Linked DNA regions of Homo sapiens: region 1 is linked to region 2. The links are chromatin contacts, found by Hi-C or POLR2A ChIA-PET in ENCODE. All regions are on one chromosome and are shown on one strand. The core of a region is the stretch at or near the end of the contact, and the rest is flanking DNA. Distances in the headings are between cores, read along the strand shown. Region 1 holds the start of GRIK1-AS1 (GRIK1 antisense RNA 1). Region 2 holds the start of MAP3K7CL (MAP3K7 C-terminal like).

What was found. Hi-C counts contacts between places; a loop is a spot of excess contacts on that map. ChIA-PET counts read pairs that join two places held with the same protein, here RNA polymerase II (POLR2A).
Region 1: a loop to region 2 is called in a map of upper lobe of right lung, with 7 times the contacts of the local background. The contact joins the promoter of GRIK1-AS1 here to the promoter of MAP3K7CL in region 2. A Hi-C loop is called at or near these places in 1 of 168 maps with a recorded cell type or tissue (upper lobe of right lung). POLR2A ChIA-PET finds 5 or more read pairs at or near these places in 1 of 52 experiments (AG04450).

Annotation. Positions count from the first base shown.
Region 1 is chr21:29,743,188-29,750,329 of GRCh38, reverse strand. It overlaps GRIK1-AS1 (GRIK1 antisense RNA 1), which reads right to left and starts at 2,155. Exons shown (of 5, transcript NR_027021.1): 1 at 2,030-2,155; 2 at 1,185-1,496. The region is part of intron 1 of GRIK1 (glutamate ionotropic receptor kainate type subunit 1); the gene reads left to right.
Region 2 is chr21:29,127,356-29,134,184 of GRCh38, reverse strand. MAP3K7CL (MAP3K7 C-terminal like) reads right to left here and starts at 3,541. Exons shown (of 5, transcript NM_001286620.2): 1 at 3,262-3,541; 2 at 771-879. The coding sequence starts at 840. It also overlaps the pseudogene RPL12P9. RefSeq lists an enhancer at 1-444.

The sequences.
Region 1 (7,142 bases), core at 906-3,405, 620 kb before region 2:
AAATGTAGAGTAGGTACATATTCAGAAAGAAAGCAAGACAGCAAGGAAGGAAGGAATAAAGGAATGAGGGAGGGAGGGAGGGAGGGAGGGAGGAAGGGAAGGAAGGGAGGGAGAGAAGGAAGGGAGAGAAGGAACTAAAAATAGGGTGACTAGTTTAGGTATGATTGTACATATTTTAATTGCCGCAAAAAGATGCTTCCCTCTCCTCAATTAATTCTTCTACCCTGATTCCTCATTGTATATGAAATGCCATCATTAAAAAAATAGTTTGTTGGTTCTTGTCCCTACAACTAATACTACTAATACTCTTCTATAACAACTACTACTAATATTCATGAAATATATAAATAAATAAAAATAAATAGTAAAAATAATAAAGACTTCACAATTTAGATTACGTACTTTTGATATTAAATAGAAATTTACACTTTTCATAAACAGACTGTCTTTTTAACTTCATTGCAATATGCGGACTAGGTTTTATTATACAGATAAGAAATTGAGACTCAGAGGAGTTAAATAATTTAATGAAATTCACACAGATAATAAATTTTATAGTTGAAATATATAAGCAGTTCTTCTGACTTTAAAATATGATCCTTCCCACCCCCATATATCAAGTTGCATGTTTTTGCTTGCTGCCTTTTAAAAAGTAGAAATAATCCTCGGTCAAATGCTGCACATGAATTCACATTAAAGTGTCTGCACTCTCCTGCTGATAAAGACCCAAATGTGGCAGAAATGGTACAGAAGAGGAGGCAGCTTGGGATTTGGCAGTCTTGTGAAGATTCAGCCATGGCTATAAACAAGGGTATGTGGAATCCAATGGGAGCCTTCTTAACTACCACATCCCAAAGAAGTAACAGAGAGCTCAAGCCCTTCAGCCCATTTCACAGATGGAGATGCTGAGGCCAAGGCTATTAGACACGTCCACTATGCTACGTTAGATCGGTGACAAAGCTGATTCTCCTGACTTCCAGTCTAGTGAGCTTTCTATCATCCAGTCCTGTCCCTATGTGATCAGCTGCATAAATTCTGAGTAAAACAACTGACTATATTGTTCAATATCCACTGTAACATGCAACTTGCTCATCAGAAAGTTAAGGCTAACTTTTTCCCCAACAGGAAAGTCAGAAACAAATCATTTTTAGTAATAATGAAGCTCTGTTAGAAGTACCACTCACCTTAAAAATATGTTTAGGAATTATTAATATACTCTCAGCATTCTGATTTTCCTGGCTTTCTGAAGCTAAGATGTTGCAGGAGAGCCTTCGTGGCTTTGATCACAGGCAATCAAAGAGGACTTTGTGTAGCTTCCAGGGACACGCTGTTGCTGGAAAAGTCGGAGCTCTGCTATGCAAAAGAAACTGCTACAGAAATCCCCTTCATTCTTAACTCCAGATCGAATTAGGATCAGAAGGCTCTTGTTCGCTGCCCAGGAGTCTGTGGTTTTAATTTTCTTATCTGCATTTTTCTTTCCTGCCCGTTCCAGGTAGCTGTCACAAAAAATATGAAAAGGGTGTTAATTTGTTGATCGTTCTTTGCTGCTTCTCACTTTCATGTTTACAGCAAGGAGAAGAGCAATTGTTTCTACCAGTAGCTTTAGTATTTTGAGTTCTCATGTGTGTAATAACTATCTTGGTAGGCCCAGAACACACAATCTCATCCAATTTTGAAATTTGGATTTTATGCCAGATGGATTATTTCAGTACGGATTACAAATGCTTATACTATTCTGCCTAGCAGAGTTTGGGTCATAAAAATCATTAAATGTAAAACATTGCACAAAGTTGCCCAAATTGTCATGTCTCTGGCCAAATTTGTGGAAATAAAAGGAGCCATGCATTTGGGTTATTTCTACAGTTTGGAAACTTTGACTCTTATCTTCTCTTAAGCTACTCAGGAAATTTCCAGACTCTAAAATCTGAGAGGAATTGTTCAGACAGACAAAGGTGGTCCAGAATGGAGACTTTCCTGATGCCAAGGATGGCAGGACCCGTGAGTGTCCACTTCACCCCTGTGATCCTACCTCTCGTGAGGCTTTACTGATGACCTTGGCTTCCTCTTTGATGAAACTTTTGGTGGCTGAGCCTCTTGAAACTGACTTGGACAAGCTTGGACAAACAACCTTCTTTTGAATCAACAGAGTGTAACTGAAATACCGTTGGAAAATTCAAACAATACTCTGATTAATGCCAGGGAGAAACAATATGTAAATAAACCCAAGAACTTAAATGAATACTTAAGAAACATACACCTTGCTTTCACAGTGTTAGCTGGAACTCAGGAAAGGGGTGTTGGAAAAAGTGGAGGTGGCATGTCTCTTTTATTTTATTGTTTGAGATGAAACGGGATTAAGCATGTTTAAATTCTAAGGGAGAAAAAGGTTGCTGTAAATTGTGACTTTAAAAAGACTGACATTAAATCACAGAATATTTCTTCAGTGGGCTACTGAAATTTATGTCTGTAATCACTACTCATGCTTTCTATTCTTTTTTCTTTGAGATGGAGTCATGCTCTGTCGCCAGGCTGAAGTGCAGTGGTGCAATCTCTGCTCACTGCCAGCTCTGCCTCCCAGGTTCAAGCGATTCTCCTGCCTCAGCCTCCCGAGTAGCTGGAACTACAGGCACGTGCCACCACGCCCAGCTAATTTTTGTATTTTTAGTAGAGACGGGGTTTCACCATATTGGCCAGGATGGTCTCGATCTCCTGACCTCGTGATCCACCTGCCTCAGCCTACCAAAGTGCTGGGATTATAGGTGTGAGCCACCCGGCCTGGCCCATGCTTTCTATTCTTTCTTCAACAACTGATACTATCTTTCTTCAACCAACTGATACTTTCTGCCTTCGCCTCTTCTCAGGGTCTGCCTTGTTTACCTTAACCCCTGCAGGAAGCCAGATCACAATTGGAGATTTCCTTCCTGATCATGTAAAGAGAACACAACAAGGATTTGGGAGATTAATCTGATGTGTAAGAGCTAGACATATCCTACTCAAAAGGATGCTCTTACTCCCTAGCCAGGACCATGCATAAATGGCATGCCCATATTGCTCTGAGACTTTCTTTTCCCTTATCTTCCCATGGCTGTGCAGACATCAGTTGAGACTATATTCTTTCTTAGTACTCTAATACATTCAGGCAGGTTACAATCAAGTCTTGCAGTCCTGGGAGCTCTTTTGTCTATTTAAGGTAACTGTGATTCTCTACTTTTATTTATTATTTGTTTGGCTCATAGTTTAGCTCTCAGGGAACAATTTTATTTTCATTATTCCTAAGTTCTTGGGAGACACCTTATGGTATCCAACAAAGACTAACAACACCATGCAGCAGTGCAAATTCACTCTAAGTAAACCGATGAAAAATAGACCTTTAATCTGATTGAGGTGTAGAAAATGGCTACCTAAAAGTGATACTTTTTCCTTTTGATTATTTTGTATGGCAGTACCTTGAGTAGGGAAAAAATGTTTTCTTTTTCTCTGTGTGTAAAAATCACCAAAAGTTACTTTGAACATCAAAAGAACACCACTTTAAATTGCATTTCTGGTTGTTCCCTTCAATTGGCAATTCTCTGGTTTATATTTGTGTGTCATCTCTTTTAATGTCCTCTCTAAACCTGTTGCTCAATGATTCATTAAAATTGATAACACCCTACTTCAGATCAGCCAAGTCCTTTCACTTGAACTTTTTCTCATAGTCACTTTACAATTACAATCATTGAGTAAAATCTTAACTCTCTTGAGTGAACATTTATGATTTTCTGAATTAGCCGGAATGATATCAATACATGTGTTAGTGTGCACATGTGTGTAGACAGAGAAAATGAGAGAGAAAGAAACAGGGAGACCACTGAAGGAAGGTTATCCTCTGTATTTTATTCCCACAGTTCTTTGTTCAAATTGTGATTAAATCACTTATCAGATCATGCAATGATGTCACTATCTGTATTTGTCCTTGCCCTTACACTGTTTTACCCAGCTTTGTGTTTCAAGGGCTTGGCACATAGGCAGAAATTTCAAAGTTGTTTAACAAATGTTTGATAAAGTAATTAATTTCAAATCAGGGCCCAAGTGTGGTACCCAATCCATGTTCTAGTGTAGAGAGATGTTAAAATTAACCATGCAACCTAACATAACAGTCAGCACACAGAAGTGCAAAATAGTTCCAAGAATAATTGTGCTATGTGTAGCTCTTCTCTTTTCTCGATTTTTATTTTTTTTTTATTTTTGAAACGGAGTCCCGCTCTGTCACCCAGGCTGGAGTGCAGTGGCGCGATCTTGGCTCACTGCAAGCTCTGCCTCCCAGGTTCATGCCATTCTCCTGCCTCAGCCTCCCGAGTAGCTGGGACTACAGGCGCCCGCCACCACACCTGGCTAATTTTTTTGTATTTTTAGTAGAGAAGGGGTTTCACTGTGTTAGCCAGGATGGTCTCGATCTCCTGACCTCGTGATCCCCCCGCCTTGGCCTCCCAAAATGCTGGGATTACAGGCATGAGCCACCATGCCCGGACTCTCTTTTCTCAATTTTAAGAAATACAAAGTTTAAAAATGTTGCTTTGATTGGCTAATTTACCATACAATATTTTGTGTTTCATGGACCCACTTTTCATTTCATAACTGTCAAGGACGCACAAAATACCAGATTCAGGCTAAATGCCAGGAATTAAAGTCAGAACAAGTTTGAAATGAAAATAATAATAATAATTGGTAAGTAACCAGGCAGCATGACATAAGTATTCATTGAGGGAATCAGAGGCCCTGGATTTTAACCCTGTACTCTTTCTACCTGTGGGATCTAAGTCAAGTGTATTAGTTGTCTATTGCTAGCAATCTATTGCTAAGTTATCTATCAGTTACCCAAAGTTATCTGCCTTTTCTCCAAAATGCAGCAGCTTAATACAACACAAATTTATTATCTCACAGTTTCTGAGTGAGGAATCTGGGCATAGCTTAACTGAGCCCTCTTTCTTGAGGTCTCTCACAAAGCTACAATCATACACAAGAGTAAAGTCTCATCTGCAGTTTCAACAGCAGAGGCATCTACTTCTGAGTTTACTCGTGCAGTTGTTGACAGTATTCAAGTCTTGAGGATCGTTGGACTGAGGATCTCGGTTGCAGTTAGCCAGAGGGCACCCCCAGTCCCTTGCCATATGAGCCTTTCCAACATACTCTCTTGTTTTATCAAAGGGTACAAGCTCAGAAAGCATTAGAGAGACTCTGCCACCAAGATACATGTCACAGTCCTCTATAATCAAATCACAGAAGTGACATTTAACCACTTTCTCTGTATTCTGTTGTCTAGGAGAAAGTTACTAGCCCCACTTTCAAGGGAAGGGGACTACACAAGACTGTGAATGCCAGAAGGTGGGGATCATTGGAGGCCACCCTAAAGACTGCCCGTCACAACAAGTGACTACGTTTCTCTAAGCCGACTTTCCTCTTCTGTAAAATACAGGTCAAAGTGTCTCCTACCTCATGGGATTGATGTGGAAATCAAATAGTACATTTAAGCCCTGAGCATATAGTGAGTGCTCAGTAAATGTTAGGCATCATTAGGTAATTACAACACACCACAAAATGTCCTATGCTGTCCTTATCCCAAGGACTATAGGAGTACATGGAAAGAACAGATAACAAGATCTTGAAAAATATAGACCAAATTTTCAGAACAAGTGAAGTCTATCCTGAGACCTGAATGAAGGAGAGCTGTAATCAGATGAAGAATAAGAAGCAAGACAATAGAATTCCAGGGAGGAAAAAAAAAAAAAAACCTAGCTGAGAGAGAGCAGTAGTGCCAGCTAGCTTGACAACTAGGAAGGATTTCTTGCCCCCTCTCCTCAGAATGTCTGCTTTGAAAAGTGGAACAAAGACAGAAGTGATGTTGGAGGTGTGCAAATGTGCATATGCATGCGTCAACTCCACCACAAGGACACATGGTACACAGGACTCCACCTGATGGAAGTTGGTTGGCCTTTAATAAATACAGAAATCTCTAGAGAGTGGGAAAGAGAAGGATGAAAGTGGGAAAAGGAGTCAGAATTGTCATCTCTAGATGAAAAAGTTTTCTAAGTTTCCAGGGATGCCTCCTCTGGGAGTGAGATGCCACCTGGCTCCCAGCTCCTCTCAACCAGTAGGTCCCTGGACCAGGAAGAGGCAGACCCCCAGAAGAACTCCCTTGGCTCATCCATCCTCAAGAATTTTATTTTTATAACTTATAACTTATGTACACGAATTTCTATTTTTTTAACTTCTATTTTAAGTTCAGGGGTACAAGTGCAGGTTGATTACATAGGTAAACTTGTGTCATGGGGGTTTGTTGTACAGATTATTTCATCACCCAGGTGGTAAGCCTAGTACCCATTAGTTATTCTTCTTGATCTTCTCCCTTCTACCACCCTCTGTCCAGTGAAAGGTCCCAGTGTGTGTTATTCCTCAAGAATTTTATGACACCGTTTAAATTTCCCAATTCTAACACTGGCCAAATTTGATATTAGCCTGAAATTCATTTCATAGCTTCCATATTTTGAGGTAATTATATTAATTTTCACTTGATTTATGTTTTCCTTTGAATCACTGATACATTTAGATTGCTCAAAATAAAACAAAATATTATTTCTTTTATATATATATTTTTTTCTGAGATGGAGTCTCACTCTATCACCCACGCTAGAGTGCAGTGGCTCCATCTCAGCTCACTGCAACATTTGCCTCCCGGGTTCAAGTGATTCTCCTACCTCAGCCTCCAGAGTAGCTAGGACTACAGGTGCATGCTACCACGCCCAGCTAATTTTGTATTTTTAGTACAGACGGAGTTTCACTATGTTGGCCAGGCTAGTCTCGAACTCCTAACCTCAGGTGATCCACCTGCCTAGGCCTCCCAAAGTGCTGGGATTACAGGAGTGAGCCACTGTGCCCAGCCTAAATATTATTTTAAAGTACACGCTGAAGAGCCACTTTCCCACTCCCATGTCTGTCCACCCTCTTCCAAAGCATAAATGGTAACCACTTTAACTTCTCTCCAACTTTTTTCTTTGATTTTCTCCCAACATTTTATTTTGAAATTTTTTAAAGCATGAGAAAAGTTGCAAGAATTCTATAAACACCCATATGCCCTTCAGTGAGCCATCACTTGACACCATTCTGCC
Region 2 (6,829 bases), core at 2,292-4,791:
AGAGAGAGAGTCCTCAAAAGACCCAAGGTTTAAATGGTAATGTTGTTTAAGCATGTGATTTTAACAGATGACATTAAACTAAGAGCAATGGCGGATGCCAGTGGAAGAGAGCCAAGCCTTCCTTTCCTCAGCACCGTGACCTCCCGCCACATGAGGTCTTTTGTTCAAAAGTGGTGCAATTCAATGTGTGTTAAGAGGTCACTGAGGGGAGCCATGACGAAGGGCTCTAAGTATGGCAGTTTCACCTCAGACCTTACTATTTAGAGAGGCTCCTCCTCACCTGTCCCATTTATCATTCCTGCTGAAGTCTGTTGATTTAGCCAGAAGTGTGGGAGCACCAGTGAGAAACCAGCATTTCTAACTTACGCTTCAGCAAATGTTGCTGTAAACGGAACAGTGATATTTTCATATTACCTAACCAACTGCCAGCTCCTAATAAAAGTTTCCTCATGCAGTTTTAACAATAACACACTTTGCTATTGTTAGAAATTGTTGTAGCTCAGTGAATTTTATTCTAAAAGAAAGCTAGAATGGGGAGGGAGGAGAAAAAAAATGAGTTTAAATGACCCGAAAACTCAAGGTGGAGGAAAGCATCACTAGAGGCATTTCTGGAAGCCGCCATCTAACAATGCATGATGAAATATCACATTCCCCATCATCAGGTCATGCAAGCATGCAACTTTAAATTTTCCACAGAGGCGTGGCATTAGAAAAGATGCTAGAAAGGTGGGGTATGAAGGAAACAATCCTTCTTCCAGAGCAGAGTATACCTGAGGCGTCATTGAGGCTAAAGGCGATGCGTACAGGCTTGTCAGCAGGTACCCTGGCTGTGCTGATCATGTGGGCACCTGAGCCTCCGCCTTCTCCTGGGTCTTCCAGCTGTGACAGCAAGAGAGAGCCATTGTCACTTTATCCAGCATCATCCCCCTAAATACTCAGAGGCCCTTGGAAATTACAGGTGAAGTTATTAAGGTTAGTAAGCATTACCTGCTTATTCTAAAGATACTCCTAGTTTTGAGCTTTTTCTATGTCAAAAGTATTCATCCGCCCCATTTAAATCTTTTTTTCTTGGCTCAAGAAAAAATTGCTTTTGCAATATACATCTAGAATGAATGAAATATGGGAAATATCTCTACCTGCCTTACTTGCTCAATATCTTTTTACACGGACCAGTTCAATCCTGCCTCTTTAAGGTCATATAAAGTATTTTACTTTCAACTGAGGAGGATAAAAAGAGATATAGTCTTAATAAGGTATCAGATGGCTTCAGATTAGACTTGCTTTTCATGTTCAAAAGCCTAAATTAAATCTGAATTATTAATCTGAGAGTGGCAAAGAATGGGTTTCATGGAATCATTTAAAGAATACCAAAAGTCGCTGGGTGTGGTGGCTCATGCCTGTAACCCCAACACTTTGGGAGGCCGAGGCAGGCAGATCCCCTGAGGTCAGAAGTTCGAGACCAGCTTGACCAACATGAGAAAACCCCATCTCTATCAAAAATTCAAAAATTAGTGGGGCATGCTAGCAGGCACCTGTAATCCCAGCTACTTGGGAAGCTGAGGCAAGAAAATCGCTTGAACCCGGGAGGCAGAGGTTGCAGTCAACCGAGATCGTACCACTGCACTCCAGCCTGGGCGACAGAGTGAGACTCTGTCTAAAATAAATAAATAAATAAAGAATACCAAAAACCACTTTAAAATATCTGTTATATGATGAATATCATATGCTTTAAATATCTGATTAACTACCTGTAAGTCTACCAAACATTTCTAAGGATGCACATCTTAACACTCTATAAAAGCAAAGACAAGACTCAAAAACATCCTATAGATATTCTACTCCAGCTATCAAATCATCATTTAATTAATTAAGGTAGAATGAATGGAAAAAAAACATCCTGCAGATAAAATGGAATGGGCAAAAACACATGAATATTTCTGGTTATAATCAGAGAACTTAGCCCAAATATATTTTAACCAAGATATTTGATAATTTGATGTCTATAGGGGACTAGGAAAAGATAGTTATAAATACATGATATCTTTCTTATTTAAAAACATATATTTAACTTTTCTATTTTTAGTCCCACCTCCCCTAAACCCTCTACTTTCCTTCTCATGTAGACAGTAAACCAAAAAACCTGAATGATATTTTAAGGGAAATAGCTCTAAAAATGGCAAAGTATAAATAATCTCTTTAGCCATCCTTAAAGAGATTCTGGGAAATGCTTTAGCAGGACATTTTCTCACAGCACGGTTTCTGACTTTTTCCCATAACTTTCCTCTATCTATCTAAAAATAGTGTCCAGAACACTGAATTTTGTTTTTAAAAGTATTTATAGAGCCAAAGCCAATGCATATATATATACATGTATATTTAGACATACATACATATGGAATCATCTTACCCAGCATATGAAAAAAGATCAGGCTTATATTAAAACCCTAGTATAGCTTTGGAGAAAAACCAGCAACTGTTTATTATCCAGTTAGAATCATAATTTGGCCCATTTATTTAGCACTACAAGTAGCAATGCACCAAAAAGCTCTCCACTGTCCATATCATGTAATTCTAAGTTAGAAAGAAATAGTGACATGAAACATTTAATTTTAAAAAAGAGTAATATAAAATATCTGTTATTTGATTCAGGATTTGTTTTATCTTAACTCTGCCACCCTTCTGTCCAGTCTTACCTGCTCAGAATCAAGCATTTTGTTAGCCACCTAGGGAATGGCATGGATTGTCTCAAATTCAACAGAAGAAACCATTAAAATTCCCTTAACATTTTAGCTAAAAAGAAAAGTTTTACTGTTATGCATTGTACAATCACCGAATCACTTTAGCATAACATCTAAGGATGGAAAGTTGCACTCCTCTTTTGGCTAAATCCCCCAACACTTTCCCGCACCAAGAAATCAAGTACAAGAGGTAGAAATTTGCCTCAAGGATTTTGTAAATAGTCCTCTGGTATGGTTTCCAGCTACAGGAAATGGAATTAATAAACACAGCTAATTAGAGTCCCTCCCCTCCGCTCAATGGAGAACATCTGTCTGCCTATGAAAGGATGGTGGCAAGACTGAGTGGACTTTGAGTTCCACACCATGTTGACCACAAATGCCCCTACACCAACTTGCCTTTTCATCACACCGTCTGGGGAAACGAACCACAGGTTCCTTCTCTTGGCTACAGGCTGTAACAGAGCTTTGGTTAAGTTGCTGCTGATCTGAGCATTTAGTTCAGTTTTCACACCTGTTGGCTTACCTCACTTAGTTGAGTGTCTGCACTTGTGTAACCCAGAGCCAGCCACTGCCTTGGCCAGTCGTTGCCTTTGTGGAGTAGAGACTCAGTGAGAGACCAGGCTGCACCTGCTGCATAGCAGCCACTGACAATCTGAGGAGCGGAGACAGCTGTCAGGGCAGCACGCTGCTACCTGCTCTGCCCCAGACCCCAGCGTCCCACGGGACCTCCCTTCCCTTCCCTTCCGCTTCCCTTCACAACCCCTCTCTCCTTTCCTTGCCTCTCTAACAGCCAGGATGTTGTCATCTTTCTAGAAAAAGCAAGAGCAAAAGAAAACCCTCCTCCTGTCAGAGGCATTGATAAACAGCAAGTTGTGGGGAGTCCAAATGTTTTAATTCATTAGTCCTGGCAAACTTAAAATACAAACAGACTTGCTTCACAAGACAGGAATGTCTTCAGCGTGACCCAATCGGTGTCTGTGTCTATTCCAGCAAACTGGCAAAGATAGCATGACTCCAGTCAGCAAAAATGTCGGCCGCTCCAATCAGCTCAGCCAGACCCAGCCAACTTGGACAGGCCACAGGCTGACTCTCAGATGATAGCAGCGAGGATCCTGGTTAAGAATGTGAGGTTTGAGGTTGAGCCCATGTTGGGCTTGATGACTCGATTCATTCTTCAAATGCAACCAACCACAAAAGGAGTCAATGGTAAATAAGAATACAGCATTAGGATTTGTCAACCTTTTTAAAAACTGTAAACCTGGATGTCATTGGTACTTAAAAAATAATTGGATTGTGATTTTTGAGGTTAAATAAGCAAAATAAATATTAGGAGAAGGCAAACACAAGCCACAGACTGAAAGAAAATATGCAAAATACATATCAGATGATGGACTGGCATCCAAAATATACAATGAACTCTTAAAATTCAACAACAGAAAAACAAACAACCCAATCAAAAAATAGGCAAAAGATCTGAAAGATATCTCACTACAGAAAATATACAGATGGCAAGTAAGCATATGAAAAGATGATCAACATCATATGTCATTAGGGAATTGCAAACTAAGACAACAATGAAATACCACTATACACCTATTGGAATAACCCAAATTCAAAATACTGACAACATCAAATGTTGGTGAGGCTGTGGAGCAACAGGAACTTTCATTCCGTGCTGGTGGGAATGAAAACATAATAGTATATCCCACTTTAGTAAACAGTTGGGCAGTTTCTTACAAAAGCAAACATACTTTTACCACATGACCCAGAAATCACACTTCTTGTTATTTCCCCAAAAGCCTGCATACAGATGTTTATAGCAGGTTTATGCATAATTGCCAAAATTTGGAAGCAACCAAGTTCTTCAATAGGTAAATAAATCCTGGTATATCCTGACAATGGAATATCATTCAGGGATAAAAAGAAAAACTATCAAGCCACAAAAAGATATGGAAGTATCTTAAGTGCATATTACTAAATGAAAGAAGCTAAATCTTGAAAGGCTACATGCTGTATAATTCCAACAACATGACATTCTAGAAAAGGTAAAACTGTGGATACTGTAAAAAGATCAGTGGTTGCCAGGGATTCAGGAAGAGAAAAAGGAAGGATGAATAGGTGGTGCATGAGGGATTTTTAGGGCAGTGAAACTATTCTATATGAGACTGTAATGGTAGATACACATCATTACACAATTGTCCAAACCCATAGAATGTACAACACAGAGTGAACCCTAATGTAAACTATGGACTAATAATGAATAATAATGTATCAATATTGGTTCATTAATTGAAGCAAAGATGTTAATTAGGGGTTAGAGGGATGAGGAAATATATGGGAATTCCATACATTTTACTCCGTTTTTTTCTGTAAATTGACAACTGTTCAAAAGGTATTAAATATACAAGTAAAAGGACTCAGCAGGCTTTCTTAATCTAATGAATGGAAGGCTAATTTGTTATGATATATACAACAATAAAGCTGTACAGACTCAGACAATTAAAACATTCACATATAAGCTTATTCTTTTCAGGAATTAATATTACTGTTTTAATATTATTTTATGGTTATAATAAAACTTACTAATGCATTATAATTTATCGAAGTGAATTTCTTATTCACGACCTCATTTTAATCTTCCAGAAGATCCTATACAATAGTCTTTGTCAGTATTGCCATCCCGATTTGACAGATGAGCAAATTGAGACGCAGACAATTCAAATAACAGGCTTGAGGATGAATGACCATAATAGAATTAAGAACCCAGATAGGATCCAGGTTTTCTAATTATTAGTTCAAGCTACTTCCACTACACCAGGATGCACTCCGTATCAAAGATTTAATTGGCCGGGCGCGGTGGCTCACGCCTGTAATCCCAGCAATTTGGGAGGCTGAGGCAGGCAGATCATGAGGTCAGGAGATCGAGACCATCCTGGCTAACATGGTGAAACCCCGTCTGTACTAAAAATACAAAAAATTAGCCGGGCGTGGTGGTGGGCGCCTGTAGCCCCAGCTACTCGGGAGGCTGAGGCAGGAGAATGGTGTGAACCCAGGAGGCGGAGCTTGCAGTGAGCCTAAATCGTGCCACTGCACTCCAGCCTGGGCGACAGAGTGAGACTCCATCTCAAAAAAAAAAAAAAATTTAATTGAAATTTTTTAGAATAAGTCTGACTCTCAGCTTTTGTTTGGAGGAGACAAAAGTATCACTTTCTTCAGTGGTCCAGTATCCAGGTTCATCTGACACTAGCCATCTTTATCATGACACCCAAGTTCCACCCCAAGAAAATCAAAGTTTTGCATCTTATGTGTGCCAATGGGAAAGCAGATACCACATCTGTGCTGTCTCTCAAATTGGCCCCCTGGGTCTGCCTTCAGAAAAGCTGGTGGTGACACTGACATTGCCAAGGCAGTCAGTGACTGGAAGTGGCTGAATTCTAGTGAAACTGACAGTTCAGAATGGACAGACCTAGGATGAAGTAGCACCTTCCTTTTCTGCACTGACCATCAGGCTCTCAAAGAACCATACAGAGATAGAAAGAGACAGTTACATATTAAACACAACGGAAATATTGCCTTCTATGATACTGTCAACAGCTCCTCACCAACACAGCATAGATCTTTATCCACAGAACTCTCTGGAATCATTAAAGTGAGCCTGGGGATTGCCCACTGTGTGAGCTGCAACACTGACAGCTACGTCCTCATGACATCAAAAATGACATCAAGAGAGGTGTGGTAGATGCCCAGTTGGTAAAGGGCTACAAAGAAAAAGATTTCATTAAAAGATAATTTGACAACAATGAGAAAGGAACAAAAAAAAATACATCTAAATTGTCTAAATGTTCTCTTTCTGAATCTGATAACATAAATTCAAGGTTTTCAGTCACAATTAACATTTACCAGCTTTTCTGTTCCCATATGAGCAATGATGTATTTCTTGGCTCTTTATCCAAACACTTTCAAGAGAGTAACAAATCTGAAATCCAAGTGAAATCCCTTCCCATAACTGAAACCCAAAATAACTACATGGTATTTTAAGAATTTAATAGAATTATATAAATTCAATCCAGAAAGGATGTGTTTCTGCATCA